2 separate regions of the Homo sapiens genome follow, and region 1 is linked to region 2. The links are chromatin loops, found by intact Hi-C in ENCODE. Cell type or tissue: endothelial cell of umbilical vein. All regions are shown on one strand. Links, peaks and the distances in the headings refer to the core of each region. The heading gives the core; the rest is flanking DNA.

What was found. Hi-C counts contacts between places; a loop is a spot of excess contacts. Peaks named below come from ENCODE experiments on the same cell type or tissue, not always from the same donor. Only the 100,000 strongest peaks of a DNase experiment are listed, where the experiment ranks them.
Region 1: it touches region 2 in a loop (11-fold over the local background); 9 of 110 quality-filtered maps call a loop at or near these places.

Annotation. Positions count from the first base shown.
Region 1 is chr6:29,733,892-29,742,258 of GRCh38, forward strand. The region is part of intron 1 of HLA-F-AS1 (HLA-F antisense RNA 1); the gene reads right to left. It also overlaps a transcript of HLA-F not described here and the pseudogene MICE. Among named protein-coding and RNA genes, the nearest start is that of HLA-F-AS1, 11 kb to the right of the region's middle. In endothelial cell of umbilical vein, for the core only: a CTCF peak has its summit at 4,326 (motif pointing right); a DNase peak (open chromatin) is centred at 4,340.
Region 2 is chr6:29,788,829-29,797,048 of GRCh38, forward strand. It overlaps HCG4 (HLA complex group 4), which reads right to left and starts at 4,245. Exons shown (of 1, transcript NR_002139.2): 1 at 2,203-4,245. It also overlaps the pseudogene HLA-V. RefSeq lists an enhancer at 1,393-2,592. In endothelial cell of umbilical vein, for the core only: a CTCF peak has its summit at 3,726; no DNase peak of the experiment used is centred there; H3K4me3 peaks cover 740 bases; H3K27me3 peaks cover 2,884 bases.

The DNA.
Region 1 (8,367 bases), core at 1-8,000, 55 kb before region 2:
TAAAATTACCATCACACCTAAGACAGCGAGATGGATTTTTCCCTTCCACAGATGAAAATATGAGTCCCTGAGAACATAAAATCTTCATTTGAGCTCACTGAAAATGTTGGCCTTGAGAATTAGGAGACACTCAGTCTCCTGCAGGCCCCCTGGGCATGAGCCACACCAGTGGAGGCCACACAACAGCAGGAAGAGCAACTGAGAACCCTGGAAGGTTCACACTTGTAGAGGGTGCACATCCAGTGAAATGCAGTTGATGGATGGGCCAAGGTAATAATCCAGCTCCTTCCTTCAGCTGGGGGAGGCAGATGGGTGAGTCAGCTACGCATGAGGTGTATGGTGTTCCTAGAGCTATTGTTAGTTCCTCTGCTGTGAACTCCACCCCGGGCATACAAAAATTATATACTCACTGGTAAGCAGGATCCTTTTTAGGAAAGCAAATGACTTTCCTAACATAAGGTCAAACATTTCCCTCCAAATGAATCATCCTAGTTGGATAATCTCTTCACTCCCACTGAAATTGCCCCAGAGTTGCACCTGAGCATTTGGATCCAAGACAGAAAGTCATTTTGGGGGTTGGGTCTGGCTGATCTGGGAGTGTTGTGAAGAAAGGCTTTCTACTTACAGAAGAACAAGGGTGAGCTCTGAGTAGGAGATGACATCCTGAGGGGGAAAGACAGATGGGCAGATGCTCAAGCAAACTCAGGAGTTTACCATATAAAAGATTTTGGAATCTATTCTTCAGCCTCTTTTTTACTGTGATACAATATACATGAACACAAAATTTACCACTGTACCCATTGTACAATAGGTGTACAATGCAGTGACAATTAGTAGGTTCGCAATGTTATGTAGCCATCATCACTCTCTAGTTCCAGAGTATTTCATCACCTCAGGGGAAACTCTGCACCATTAAGCAGTCACCCTCCATTTCCTCCTGCCACCAGACCCTGTCACCACAAGTCTGCTTTCTTTCTCTATAGATTGGTCTCTTCTGAAGATTTCACAAAAATGGGTTCATGAAATATGTATCCTTTTGTAGCTGATTTCCTTCACTTATCATGTTTTTGAGATTCAGCAATGTTGTAGCATGTATCAGTATTTCATTCCTTTTATGGCTAAATCATATTCCATTGTAGAAATACACTACATGTTGTTTATTCATTCATTAGTCAATGGGCATTTTCTTTTAAACCAAATAGGAAAAACAAAGGAAGAATTAAACACCAAAAATATACATGTTACTACTAGCTTTTATAGGACTACTATATATAGTACTATATATATATGCACACACACACACACACACACACACATATAAACACCAAAAATATACATATTACTACTAGCTTTTATAGTATGACTACTATATATAGTACTATATATATAATTTCATAGTAGTACTATATATAGTTATATATATGTAGTACTATGTATAGTCATATATATGTATATATATGTATATATATGTGTGTATATATATATATTTATATATATATAAAATCCATTATTTCTGAAGGAGAGTTTTTCCAGACACACAATTCCTGCATGACAGTCTTTTTTTTTCTGACCTCTAAATTTGTCAACATTCCAATGCCTTCTGAACTCTATGGTTTCTGAAGAAAACTGGGCTGCAATCTTATTGAGGATCCATTGAACCTGAAAAGTTCCTTCTCTGTTATTCATTTCAATATGCTCTGTTTGTCATTGGCTTTTGACAGGTTGATTATAATGTTCTCTTGGTGTGGACCTCTTTAAATTTAATTTTTTTTGCTGCTTAAAATTTGTCAAGTTTGTTGGATGAATAATGTTTTTCATCAAATTTGGAAGGTTTGGAGTTATTCTTTAAATAGTCATTCTTCTCCTTTCTCTCTCTCCTTTCTTTGAGGACTCCCAAAGTGCATGTGCTTGATGTTGTCTCACAGATCTTTAAAGTTCTGTTTATTTTTCTTCATAATTTTTTTTCTTTCTGCTACTGAACTAGAGAATTTCAATTGTCTTATCTTCAAGCTTGCTGATTCTCCATTCTGCATGGTGAAATTTGCTCTGGAGCCCCTCTAGTGAATTTTTCATTTCAGTTATTGCACTTTTCAGCTCCAAACTTTTTATCTGGTCTCTTTGTAAAATTTCTACCTTTTTATTGATGTTCTCTATTTGGGGAAACCTGCAACCACCATCTTCTGAAGCTCTGCCCATGTCAAGAGGTCTGTGCATACCTCTCTCTTCCATCCCCCAGTTTTCCAACTTTATTTTGCTCAAGTTCCTGACTGACCAAGCAACCCATGAGCCACTGCCCATGACTCATTCATTCATGCACTACTGGGGCATCATTTCACACCCTCCACCTTGCATGGGCCTTTTTGGGTTTTGATTCCTAGTTCCTGGCTCAACAGCCATTTCCAAAGCTGTTCTTGCGTTAGCTCCCAAGCCTACTGCTCTTGTTGTAGATTCTCCTCTTAATGTCTGAGTCACAGCATTTATTTCATAGATTTTTAATAATTGGACTAATTTTTTCCAATGCAGCATTTCTAAGGACTTTCAGTAATGGAGATTCTATATTAGCTTAGAGAGAATTGTTTCAAAACATCAGAAATGTATACTTGAATGAAGGACAACATGCATGGAGAAAGGTGGACAAACCATAAGTGGGCCGTGGATTTTCACAAAGTGAACACTCAGGTAAATAGCAGCCACATCAAGGAATAGCATTTCCAGCCTCCAGGAAACACCATTGGGTTCTACTTGGTCATAAATCACCCTCCCCAACCCTAGAGCAGACACTTTCTTGATTTCTAATATGATAGATTAGTTCTGTCAGTTCTGGACACAGTCACTGCCATGTCCCAGGTCTTGCTGTGTGTGGTCACTATCACTCCCGTGGCAGTCAGGTGCTCAGCTTTATAAATAGCTCACACTTCTTGTCTCTCCACTGTTGATAGACATTTGTGTTGTATTCAGAGTCTACAAATCGTGCTGCTATAAATAATATTTTCATATATTTTGGGACACAAATGCATGCATTTCTATTGGTATATAACAAAAAGTGGAATTGCTGGGTCATAGGTGATTAGAAACTTGGTTTAGTCTCTCAAAAAACAAGTTTCTACTGAATAGATAACTGGTGGAAGAGGGTAAATCTTTTATTTTAGAAATTATGCAGCTAGTATATGAAAAGAAATGAAAGACTGAGACTTTTGCAATTTGTAATGAATTAACAGATTTAGCCACTGAACAGCAATGGCAATTAACATCACAAAAAAGAAATAACTAGTATTGAATTCTTCCTCTTGATGAAAAACATGATATAGTACCATCAATCCTCATGGCAAAAAAAAAAAAAAAAAAAAAAACCCTGAATAGACGCAAACCTCTATAACAAACTACCAATTTACAGAAAATACAGGTCATAGAGATACATTAAACCACACCTTGGGGTGCAATCTGCAAAATGCAAAGGACAGGAAACTACCAGACAATATAAATTTCAAGCAGGAATCTATGGAATAAATGAGGATAAAAATATACTCTTAAAGGTAAAACTAAACTATAACTTTAGATGATAAAAATATAAAATTGTACAAAGAAGTGATGGCCATGTAAGCCAGGATGTGCTTTTATTTGAAGAAGAGAAGAGTTTATCATTGAGCTGGGGCAGTTGATGGGGCTTCTAGGTCAGCTGCCAAACTTCTCCCTCTCTCTGATGGTTAAAGGGTGTTTACTTTTGATTAAAGGGCACCATTTTTAGATCTTTTATCTTTTATGGTACCCGTGGGGTTTTTTATGACAAAAACACTAATAAAGAATAAAATAGTATGTGACATATGGTTCTTGTTCTGCATCAAGCCTCCTTCCCACCCTCCGCTCCAGACACTGAGCACCCAGAACTACTGGCAACCCCAGGATACTTGGCAGGGCTACCTTACATCTGGGTGTGTGTCCAGCTCACATTGCCAGAGGCAATGTCCAGGGTCTATTCTTTGAGGCCTAGATAAACCTGACAGGACACAGCTGAGGGAAAAGCCTGGCCCCACTCTGGAGGCTCTGGCCATCGGTGTAGAGGGGACAGGTCCTCACCTCTCCACAGGTGCAGTTACAGTCAGAGCTTCTTCTCTGCATGGGAGTGAGGCTTGGTCCTTCCCCCAAACACGGGGACAGTGATCTCTCCAGAAGTGGAGATGACACCATTCCTCCTCTAACATGGTCCAATCTCGTGCTTGTTCTGCTTTACAGGAAAGTTGACTCATACTGGTGTCCAGTGAAGAAACCCAGGCGCATAAGAGGGACAGTTGGATCTCAGGTTTGTGCTTGATCTGGAAAAGGAAGAGCAGAGACCACTAGGAGGCACCACTGCACTGCTCATGAGCCCAGGAGGTGGATGCCGGGGCTGAGCTCAGGGTGGAGAGATGTCATTGCTCATCCTCCAGGTTCCAGGTGAAAACCCACCTGCCCAGCCCATCTGGTTCTCCCTGGTTCTTCAATTCTAGGGAGGACTGTCTTCTTCTCACCTCCCCGGACGATGCTTCTTGACACAGGAAAGAGGATGTGCTGCTAGGGTCATCATGTCCTGGTTTATTGTGTTGTCAGTAGAATGAAATCAAAATACATACTTCATAAATAATAAAATAACCCATAATAAGTAAACATTTACAATTTACTCACACCATTGAGGTTTCCTCCAGGTGTGAGCACAGCTGCAGACACACCTTGTCGCTTCAGTCAGGACACAGGACAGAGTAAAATGGGAAGAAACCACAGTCACTGCAGAAAGGGCCCCCATGGAAGAGGCCTGGCAGGGAGGCCAGCTGCCCCAGGGCCACCATATTTAGAGATGACTTCCCCTTTCTAGGCAGGACTGGGATTTTAAAATTCTTTTTGTATTCATAGTTGTTCTGAAATTGCAGGATGATGAGACCCAGCACTGGTGAGTTATACTGTCTCTTTCTTCCCTATTAAATTCTGTGCCAAACAGCACCTTCATATATTTATCTCCTCTTCCTGGAGAGAATAAAAACAATGGAAAAATTGAACCATACAAACATACTTTAAATATGTGCTGTCAGAAGTAGCTACTAAAGGATTAATTCCACCAAAGTGAGGGAAGGTTTGAAAAGAAAAACATTGTATACCCATATTCAAAGCAGCATTATTCACGATAGCCAAGACAACACACACCAACACATGAATGAAGAAAATGTGGTATATATCGACAACGGAATATCATTCAGCCTTAAGAAGGAAACCTGGTCACAGGCTGCAACAGGGATAAACCTGAAGGACACTGCTAAGTAAAATAAGCCAATCACAAAGAAAACCCAATACTGCACATTTCCATTTATATGAGGTGTCTAAACTGAAAGTAGACTAATGGCTGCTAGGGGCTCGGTGAGGGGGATGGATGAATGTTTGTTCAATGGGCATAGAGTTTCAGTGTTGCAAGATGAAAAGTTCTAGAGATCTGTTGCACAACTATGTATTTACAGTTAATACTGTACTACTGTATACTTTAAAATAGTTAAGATACCAAATTTTACATAATGTAGTTTTTGGCCCAAGGAAAAGACTAATTAGCCCTGTTACTAATTTAGGGAAAAAGTACATGAATTCATTAAAAATATATTAGTATGCGCTTACCTTAGATACAGAAAACTATGAGACAAAAAGAGAGATCCCTGCTACCCCAGCTATCACCCATGAACCAGGAAAATCAGCACCTCCTGAAACTAGACAGAAAGGCTCACAGGCCCAGCCTTGACATGTTGAATCAGTCTGCATTTTGGCTGGAACCCAGGTGGCTCCACTGCATGTAAAGCACCTTCCCAGATAGTGATGGAGGGAGATCCTAGGACAGTGACTCTGCTCCACGGGGAGAAGCCTCCAGTCCAGATGGGAGCAGCCAGAAGGGCCCAGGAGGGACATTTCCAAGAAGATAAAATTAACAGAATGTCCAAAGTGTCCAACGTCTTGAAAGAATCATACAAACAAAAGAGATATCAAACTTAAATTAATGAGAGTTAATAAAATAAACAAAAACAAATGCAAGTATTAACTCCAAGAAGAACCAATGTTGTACAGGCAGTGAAAAGTAGTCCAGTTGACATATGAGAGGATTAGTCATGGTAAAAGAAACAAGAGATGGCTGAACTAAACATAATCACTATATAAATATACTGGGAAGAGTGAAAGAGAACAAGTACTCTTAACTGTTGCATCCACCATTGCGCTGTGCAACAATGGGTGCATCTGAAAAAAATCAAGCAATAATAATAAAGAAATGGTAGTTAGAGATACAGAAGTAAAGTCAAAAGAATCAGCTAAAAAACTTGAAAGTGGTTGGCCCCTAGAAAGGCAGAAATTGAGAAGAGGCAGAGAGGACTCTCATTTTTCTCAAGAGATTCTGCACAAATATTTGACTCTTTCAATTGTGCACAATTATAAATTTGATTAAAATAAAAACAAAAGCTTCAGTGAATATGCAAGTTTATGTCTAATGACAACCGCATTCAACAATGATATTTAAGGGTTAACTAAAATGTGAAAATACTTAAACATGAAATAGGCATGTATAAATGTGTTTTTGACACCAAACGTGAACACAAATGTGAAATAATACACCTGTAAACACATCTCTGGATAGATAGCCCACGATTGAATTCTCTACCCCACCTCCTTTACTGGTTGACCTGTGAACACAGGCAGGCAGTGGACCAGGACCCAACTAGGTTCCTTCATCCTCTTGCTTCTAGGCAGGCCTTGCATCCACTTTTGCTGCACAGAGGGCTCCCATCCCTGCCTTGGTCCGTTTCACAGGTGATCCCATAACTCTCCCTGCCACCACTGCCTTACCTGAGTGGAGCCGAGGCTACCCTGACCAAGAAGAGCACCACCCATCTGTGCCCCAAGGCCAGAAAGTTAAAAGGAACCTCACAACAGGGTCAGGAACTATCCCACCTCCCCATCTACCAATCAGTCTGAACTGATAATGGGAGATGCTGATACTTGCTTTACTCATCCTCATTCCCAGTTCATTTATTCTTCATTAATTCAGTCCAATCTCCCCAGGGGTCACTTAACCCCAGAAGCAGACTGATCTCTATTCTTCTTAATCAGGAAAGTCCAAAGCACTCCCTGTCCTCTCCCTCATATCAGACTTCAGCTCTGCATCTGCAAGATGCAGAGGTCCTCTGCAAGGCAGGTGTCTTCCCACAGGGTCAGCCCCTAAACACTGGCTGCAGATGTCCCCCTCCATCCCTTCCCAGCCCTTTCTGTGTTGCTGTGAATCTGTCCATCACCGAGAACTGGTGGGGAGATGTGGGGGAGGTGGGGAGATTTCTTTGTGCTGTGTCAAGGCATGAAGACAGACCTCTCCTTCTCTCTTGAACCTCATACTCTATCCCTTCCCAGACACTTGAAATAAAACACAGACCAGAAATGTCTACTTAAAGGGTAAATTTCTATAGTATAAAATTATGAAGACATAGTAGATATGAGGTAATGCATGAGAGTGTGACAGGGTGAGGGGACCTCAAGGTGCCAGGAAAGCTGGTCCTGGGCTCCCCAGAAGGAGCCGTAACCAGGACACTCACTCATAAATCTCATTTATAATAATAATACAATGACCGCATATGTAATATATTAAAATATAATCAAATGATAACAAAAATAATGTGGCACAGCTGCAAACCCCTCATATATACTAACGCTTTTCATCCACCCAACCACAAGAAATAAATGCTGTTAGTTTCCCCATTTCATAGATGAGGAAACTGAGGCACCAAGTGGGAAAGTGCTGGTGAGACCTGGGCAGGGAGTTGAATTCTGGCCATCTGGCTGCAGAGTGTAGCTGCCCTCAGTGGAGCCAGTAGACCCAGGAGTTGACACCAGAGACTGAAATCCCAGCTGTGCACTGCCCTGGTGGTCTCCTGTCCCAACCGGGCGTTGATCCGGGCCTTGCAGGCTCACGTGCTCTGCAGAAAATAGAGAAACCAATAAATGCTCCCCTGGGTGCAGAGTGCTGCTTTTTACTCCCTGAGGATTTCTCCCTCCTCAGTCACTCCAAAATCAGATTCACCCTTTCTCTGAGGGAAGATGATGCTCCCACATTTTTCTCCCTCCTATGGCACTTTTCCCAGCCCCTGCCAGTCCCCTCCCATGACTTCATGAAGATCAGCACTTGCCCTGTGCCCACTATGCACTCTGTAAGGACTGAAAGGGCCGCAGGACTAAATGACAAGACTCCAGAAGAAACTCAGTGCCCTCCCCTCCTCTCAAGCCTGGCCAGCTCGGACACAGTGGGAGGCCTCCCCAGAGAGAGGCCCTGGCTCCACGTACTTCCAGGCCTGGGCTGGGTCACACACAAGGCCTTTCTCT
Region 2 (8,220 bases), core at 221-8,220:
GGTATTTTTCCCCACTTCGATCTGCAATTCTCTCTCCTGCCACCATGTGAAGAAGGACGTGTTTGCCTCCACTTCTGCCATGATTGTAAGTTTCATGGGGCAGCCTTCTCAGCAATGCAGAACTATGAGTCAATTAAACCTCTTTCCTTTATAAATTACCCAGTCTCAGGTATTTCTTTATAGCAATGTGAGAACGGACTAATACAACTTCTAACTGGTAATGCTGACATAAGAGTTTGTGACTCTGGGTGTAGAACATAAAACTCACTGCAGCCTCCCCCTTCTCTCTCAATGTCTCTGGAATCATGAGCTCTGGGGGAAGCCACCTGCTGTGCCATAAGCAGCCCTGAAGGAAGGTCCATGTGGCTGAGAACTGGGGCCTTCTGGGAACAGAAAACAAGGAACTAGGGCTTTTCCAACAGCCATGTGACCCATCCATGTTTCATGTGAATCCTCAGTCCCAGTGAAGCACTCAGATGATGCAGGCCTAGGCTGACAACTGGACTGCAACCTTGTGAGAGGCCCTGAGCAAGAAGCACTCAGGGAAACCTCTCCTGGATTCCTGACCATTGGAACCTGCGGGAGATGATGAATATTTGCCATTTTGAGCTGCTAAGTTTTACATAATTTGTTATGCAATAGTAAATAACTAACACATTTTCACAAAAGAGGATGTAGTATTACACATTAATTTGCATTTGCTCTAAATTTATCATTATTATTAATATTATTGTTATTGAGACAGGGTCTCGCTCTGTCGCCCAGGCTGGAGTGCAGTGGCATGATCACCATGCACTGCAGTGTCGACTTCCTGGGCTCAAGGGACCCTCTTATCTCAGCGTCCTGAGTAACTGGGACTACAGGCATGAAGCACCACGCCTGGCTAATTTTCTAAATTTTTTTGTAGAGATGGGGGTTTCTCCATGTTGCCCAGGCTGATCTTCAACATCTGGAGTCAACAAATCTGCCTTCCTCTGCCTTCCACGGTGCTAGAATCACAGGTGTGAGCCACCACACCTGGCCTAAATTAATTATAAGACATTACACATGTAACTTAGTTTTAAAAGGTAAGGAGAATGTCCATGGCTGAAGAGGATGCATTTTATTACCATTCACAATGATCACTTTACTTGAACTTCAATTTCCAACTGTGTCCAAATTAAACACAAAAGGAAGATCCAACCCTTGCTGGGCTGATTCTTTGATGGCCCCCAACAGCCACCTCCCGGTCATTCACTTTCCCCCAGTTATTCAAGCAACTCTAGTGTAGATGCTGCTGTGAAGGGATTTAGCAGATATAACTAAGGGCCTCAATTAGTTGACTTTAGGCTGGGTTTATCCTGCTTTGACTGTCCTAATAAGGTGAGTCCTTGAAAGGTCTGTGTTCTTTCTGAGCATAGAGATTTGCAGTGTGAGAGGGATTCAGCATGAGGGGTTTCCTCTACCGTGGGCTTTGAAAATGAAGAGGCTGTGTAGGAAAGAACACTGTTAGGCACCAGGAATTGAGCACAACCCTGCCTATTCTCTGTATTGACAGCCAGCAAGGAACAGAAACCTCAGTCTTACAACTGCCAGAAACTGCATTCTGCCACCTCTGTATAAGCCTGAAGGAGGATTCAAAATGAAAACACAGCTTTTGGAAGCCCAGAACAGGGATTCTATCCACATCTTGCCCAGATTTCTGACCAAGGAAGTATAAGCAGATAAATGGGTGTTGTTTTGCCAGTCGTGGTAGTGCACGAATGAATTGATGAATTGATATGCACACTAATTACATAAAATAAAATATTTCTTAACTTTTTCAGTATTTTACATTTTATAATTTTCTGTGATGCAATTTAATAGACTCATATTTCATTCATTCAGTCAAGAAAAATTAATTTAATCCCTACAATGAACCAGGTGTGCCCTCATATGCTTACGTGCCTGACATTCCAGAAGCTTCACAAGACCAAGGTGGAGCCAGTGGAATGTTTTAGGTGGAGAAATGACACACTCTGACTCACAGGAGCAGGACCACTGTGCAGAGAACAGTCACGTAGCAGGTAATGGGACAGTGCTAGTGTCACAAATAAGGAGTGACAAGGTGGTGGGGACTAAGGGGAGAGGAGGGCCTGAGGCATGAGAGGAATGGAGGGAAGGGCTGGAGATGCAGGAGGTGAGGAAATGGAGCAGAGGGAAAGAATTCGAAAGCAGCAGAACTCAGGTTTAAACACATTGTTTTATATATTTTAATACATCAATCTACAGAGCCTTGCAGGGTGATCTTTGCAGTTGGCCTTTAATACCTTATGTGGGTCTGCCTAAAAACTAATTTTTTTATGTTAATCAGGTTTAAAAAATACTAAGTGTTCATATAAAATATACACAACACTTAGAAGTGGATACTTCCTAAAAACAGGCAGTGCATGAGCACTGGTGAGGGGCATTGTGACTGCATTGAGTGCTTGCCACTGTGAGATGAATAAAGTCCGTACTGGCTCCTGGTTACAACATATAGTAACACAGTGGCTACCTTGTATTAGGAGATGTCCTGGACTCACACAGAAACTCAGGGCTATGGAATGAAGGTAAATTTAAAATACTACAAGCGGGAGTCACAGATACATTGTCTGGGAAAGTGAAACTTAGGAGCTTTGTGATTCCTGTTGTAATGCTTTTAGACACATTTATATGTCAAGGGACCAAAGTCACATTTTTGGCCGATTAGATTCCTGATCATTAGGAGTTACCAAGATTCTGCTACCCACTGTAGTTAATAAACAAAAAGCAAACTGGTCTCTATTCTATCTCATGCACTCAGGCACAACTTTTCCAGATTTAAAAAACAAACAAACAACAACAACAAAAAACCCTGTCTCTACACCTCCATTCCCAGGGCAAGCTCACTCTCTGGCAACAAGCTCCCTGGGGTGATTTTTCTTCTAGAAGAGTCCACGGGGACAGGTAAGGAGTAGGAGGCAGGGAGTCCAGTTCTGGGACGGGGATTCCGTGATGCAAAGTGAAGAGAGAGGGACGGGGCCCATTCCGAGGGTTTCTCCCTGGTTTCTCAGACAGCTCCTGGGCCAAGACTCAGGGAAACATTGAGACAGAGCGCTTGGCACAGAAGTAGCGGGGTCAGGGCGAAGTCCCAGGGCCTCAGGCGTGGCTCTCAGGATCTCAGGCCCCAAAGGCGGTGTATGGATTGGGGAGGCCCAGCGCTGGGCATTCCCCATCTTTGCAGGGTTTCTCTTCTCCCTCTCCCAACCTGTGTCGGGTCCTTCTTCCTGGGTACTCACCGGGCTGCCCCAGTTCTCACTCCCATTGAGTGTCGGGTTTCTAGAGAAGCCAATCAATGTAGCCGCGGTCCCGGTTCTAAAGTTCCCACGCACCCACCGGGACTCCGATTCTTCCCAGTCGCCGAGGATGGTGTCATGGCGCCCCGAACCCTGCTTCTGCTGCTCTCGGGGGCCCTGGTCCTGACCCAGACCTGGGCAGGTGAGTGCGGGGTCGGGAGGGAAACGGCGTCTGTGGGGAGTAGCTAGGGGCCTGCCCGGCGGGGGCGCAGGAACCCGGTTGCGGTGCCGGGAGGAGGGTCGGGAGGGTCTCAGCCCCCTCCTTGCTCCCAGGCTTCCACTCCTTGAGGTATTTCCACACCACCATGTCCCGGCCCGGCCGCGCGGATCCCCGCTTCCTCTCCGTGGGCGACGTGGACGACACGCAGTGCGTGCGGCTCGACAGCGACGCCACGAGTCCCAGGATGGAGCCGCGGGCGCCGTGGATGGAGCAGGAGGGGCCGGAATATTGGGAAGAGGAGACAGGGACCGCCAAGGCCAAAGCACAGTTTTACCGAGTGAACCTGCGGACCCTGAGCGGCTACTACAACCAGAGTGAGGCCTGTGAGTGACACCGGCCGGGGGCGCAGGTCACTACCCCTCCACATCCCCCACGGACCGCCCGGGTCTCCCCGAGTCTCTGGGTCCGAGATCCACGCCGAGGCAGCGGGACCTGGAGACCCTTGACCCGGGAGAGGCCCAGGAGCCGTTACCCGGTTTCATTTTCAGCCAAAATCCCCGCAGGTTGGTCCTGGCGAGGGCGGGGCTCGGTGGGCGGGGCTGGCCGCGGGGGCGGGGCCAGGGTCTCACACCCATCTAGAGGATGTCTGTCTGCGACGTGGGGTCGGACGGGCGCCTACTCCGCGGGTATCACCAGCTTGCTTACGATGGCAAGGATTACATCGTCCTGAACGAGGACCTGTGCTCCTTGACAGCCGCAGACACGGCGGCTCAGATCACCCAGCTCAAGTGGGAGGCGGCCCGGGGGGCGGAGGTTCATCCTCACAGGGATAGGCACCTATTAGATGTGGTGTGGTTTTCCTCTCTACTCTTAGACCCTCAGCCAGTATCACTATTGGCATTCCTGAGCCACTGGCTCAGAATTTCAGTACATTATCTGCCCGCGGGACACACCTCAGAGGAAAGGGGATGAAGCGTGGTCCATGACCATGGCACCCCCTGGTCTTATCACCACCTGCACCTCCCAGGGGCTGCCAGCCACACAGAGTCATGGACAGGTCTCTACAGACACAACTTAGTGCCAGCTTGGATGAAACCCTCTGAGGAATGGGTGCCATCTTTCAGGATGTGGTGCATGTATTGAATCAAAGATGTCTCTATAGTGCTGTGTTTACAGAAGGAAGAATACGTGGGTCCAAAAACCAAGAAGTAGAAGCAGGTGTGGCTCCATATCTAAACCCTTATATTCACCTTCAGGGTGATTTTGCACTTCTCATCTCCAATATCTGGGCTCTGTAGGGGAGGAGGTCCTGGTTTCCCAAAGGGGGCACCCTGGCAAGGAGACATTTAAATGAGAGTCCATGGAAATATACATTATGGCTGCCCCCAGGGATGTTTGAATAGTATGTGTCCAGATACAAGCAGGTGAGAAGAGGAGGAGGCAGGGCTGCTATCACACAAGGAGGGCAGGAGATGTGTGTGTGGAAATAAGAGATCCACTTGGAGACCTTATGGTTCCCCTTGTCCTGTTGTAAGTGTGAGCAGAATCATCCAGCAACCCAGCCTGAGAGGGTTTCATATTCAAGAGCCCAGAACCCTCAGGAAGGAAGGATTGAGTGATACTCACAGGTAATGTCCCAAGGCTGTGCTCCTGTGCTCTGACATCCTCAGCAGGATTGGTGCAAAGCCCTGCTTCCCATGGGCTGTTCCCAGCCAGTGACTGGTCACAGCAGGCATTAAGGCAAGCCATTCCTGGGAGACACGGGACTCCTCTGATGGCTAACTGTAGCTGGAAGACTCCTCCACGGCCTTGCTCAACTCTCCTTAGATTGCCTGTGCTCTAGGATGCGTCAAACAAACTTTCTCTCCTTCTGTCCAGCACTTGGGGTCACACTTGCATCGTGGTCTGCCGCCTTTTCTCAGGGATTTCTGGCTCACTTCCCATATTCCCTTACGGGTGTGTCCCCTTATAAGATGTCGCAGACTTTAAGCTCATCTTGGCATCTGCTCCTTGAAGGACTTGGACTAAAAATTATTTCCATCTGCATATCAATAACTCTTATTCCAACCTGTAAAATCCTTCTCTTTATCCAACTTCTGCCACCCCCACAGAATCTATTTTACTTGTGTGTGTAGTATCTCTTTGAGTTAACAGATATTTGTTCTATTAAGCTACTAAATTTTGAGGTAGTTTGTGACACAGCACTTGATAACTATTAAGGCTTTCTTAAGTTTCCATTATTCCATGGATATTATCTACATATCTTTTAATCCCTTGCATTTTAATAACATTAGCTATACTTGCTGTTTCCAACTCTTTCCTCCTATTTTTGAACATTTTAAATTTTGTCTTTCTCTGTCCTTCCTTCCTTCTTTCCTCCTTTCCTCCCTCAGAGCTTTCTCCCTCCCTCCATTTTTTTCATAAACTCCAAGTGTTTAGGCCAAAAGGAAGCATTATTTGAACTTTATGCTAAAAGTATAATGCCGTAATTTATAATATAAAAGTAAAGAAAAGGAAGTTGTTAATGGAATATGAAAAAATGCCTAGGGTGATTCTATAGCCAAGACAGTACCTTTTAACATTTAATTTCTGCCTCCAACTGAATGTTTTCAGAACACATGAGCAACACAAGCTCTTTCCCATTCTTGGTACAAGCACTTGAGAAATCAAATTAGCCTTATCTAGTATGATTAATGTCCATACATCATATAATCCCACCATCTGCCTCCTGATCATACCCCCTGGGGACATTCTTGGCTATGTGTCCAGGAGACATGTACACCAATGTTTATGGCAAAAACTGGAAACAATCACATATACATCAATGGGAATTAACAAAATAGTCGTATAATAATAAAAAGTAAAACTTCAGCAGCAACAGTGAATGAACAGCACCCTCCCACATCAGAGATAACTCTCCTACACATAACATGCATCAGCATCACAGAAGAATGCACATTGTGTGAGTTCTCTGTACGGGGAAGTTAAAAAAAGCAGGTCAAACTGTGATTTGGATATATATATATATACTTATTGTAAAAATCTTTAGAGACAATGAAAAGGAATAGTAAATACAAGACTCAAGATAGAAGTTCCTTTTGGGGAATAGAATTGGACAACAGCCGAGGGTGGCTTCATAGGTTTTGTTTTTTATGCCAGGAGGGGATGTCCAGGTAGTTAAGTTACTTGATCATAAATCTTTCTTTCTTTCTTTCCTTCCTTCCTTCCTTCCTTCCTTCCTTCCTTCCTTCCTTCCTTCCTTCTTTCCTTCTTTTCTTTCTTTCTTTCTTTCTCTTTCTTTCTTTCTTTCTTTCTTTCTTTCTTTCTTTCTTTCTTTCTTTCTTTCTTTCTTTCTTTCTTTCTTTCTTTCTTTCTTTCTTTCTTTCTTTCTTTCTTTCTTTCTTTCTTTCTTTCTTTCTTTCTTTCTTTCTTTTCGAGATGGAGTCTCCCTCTTGTTGCCCAGGCTGGAGTGCAGTGGCATGATCTCAGTTCACTGCAACCTCCGCCTCCCAGGTTCAAGCAATTCTCCTACCTCAGCCTCCTGAGTAGCTGGAATTATAGGCATCCACCACGACACCCAGGTAATTTTTGTATTTTTAGTAGAGACGGGGTTTCACCATATTGTCCAGGTTGGTCTCAAACTCCTGACCTCAGGTGATCCGCCAACTTCGGCCTTCCAAAGTGCTGGGATTACAGACATGAGCCACCATTCCCGGCCCACAAATCTTTAAAGTGTCATTTTTCAAAATGCACCTTGTGTGCCATTCCTGACTGATTATTTGGAAATGAAAGAGAAAAGAAAATACCAAAGTTCATCTCAAGGATCCTTAGCAATAACTACACACGTTAAAACAAAGCCACAGCCAATTGTAAAGAGTCATGTGACAGAGAGGACCAGGATCTCATGAAAAATAGCCTTGGCTAGAAAGAGGTCATTTGACCCTGGGCTAATTGGCAACTCTCTACATTGTCTGGCATACAGTGTTCAATCTGATGTGCAAGGCAATTGTATCTTGCAAAGAATTTGAGAATTTGATATGTTGCTCACATTTTACCACACATACAAGTGGATTAAACTTTTACACAGTAAAAAAAAAAAGCATTGTTGAGCAAAATAAATTAAATGAAAAGACATAAAGGAATAACTAGTGATGAAATAGCAATAAGAATGGAAAACATGAAAGAGATGCTTGTACAGCAATGATAGCAGCACAAAAGAACAGTGTTTTTCAGAATCATACAGGAGTCCAAATCACTTCTACCACATCTAATTAAAAAACACAGTGAAAGATGTTAAACTTTCATAGGATGCCCACTGAATAGCCAGTTATTGAAAAATCTTGTTCCTAGATTGGAGTAAACAATTTCTGCCTACCCTAGCCAAACAAATTATTGTCATGATGCTAAGCTAGTGTATAGACAGAGGTGTGAGATTCACATTTTTCTAACTGCAAAGCACCCTGATTAGGCAAATATTTTTGTAGATGCTTGAGTAAGAAAATTGGCATTTTGGGCATTCTTAAACCGAATTAGAAACTTCTGAAGAGAAACAAACGTAGTTATGATTGTAAAGGCATTATTGTATGGCACCAAAGTCTTGGGACACTTTAATTTAGCTACTGTATTTTCTCAACTCTGTTGCAACTTATCAAAGAGAATATTAATATTAAAGGCATTTACAAAAAAAATCTGAGATATTGTTGTATCTTCTTTCTCTGTCTCAAA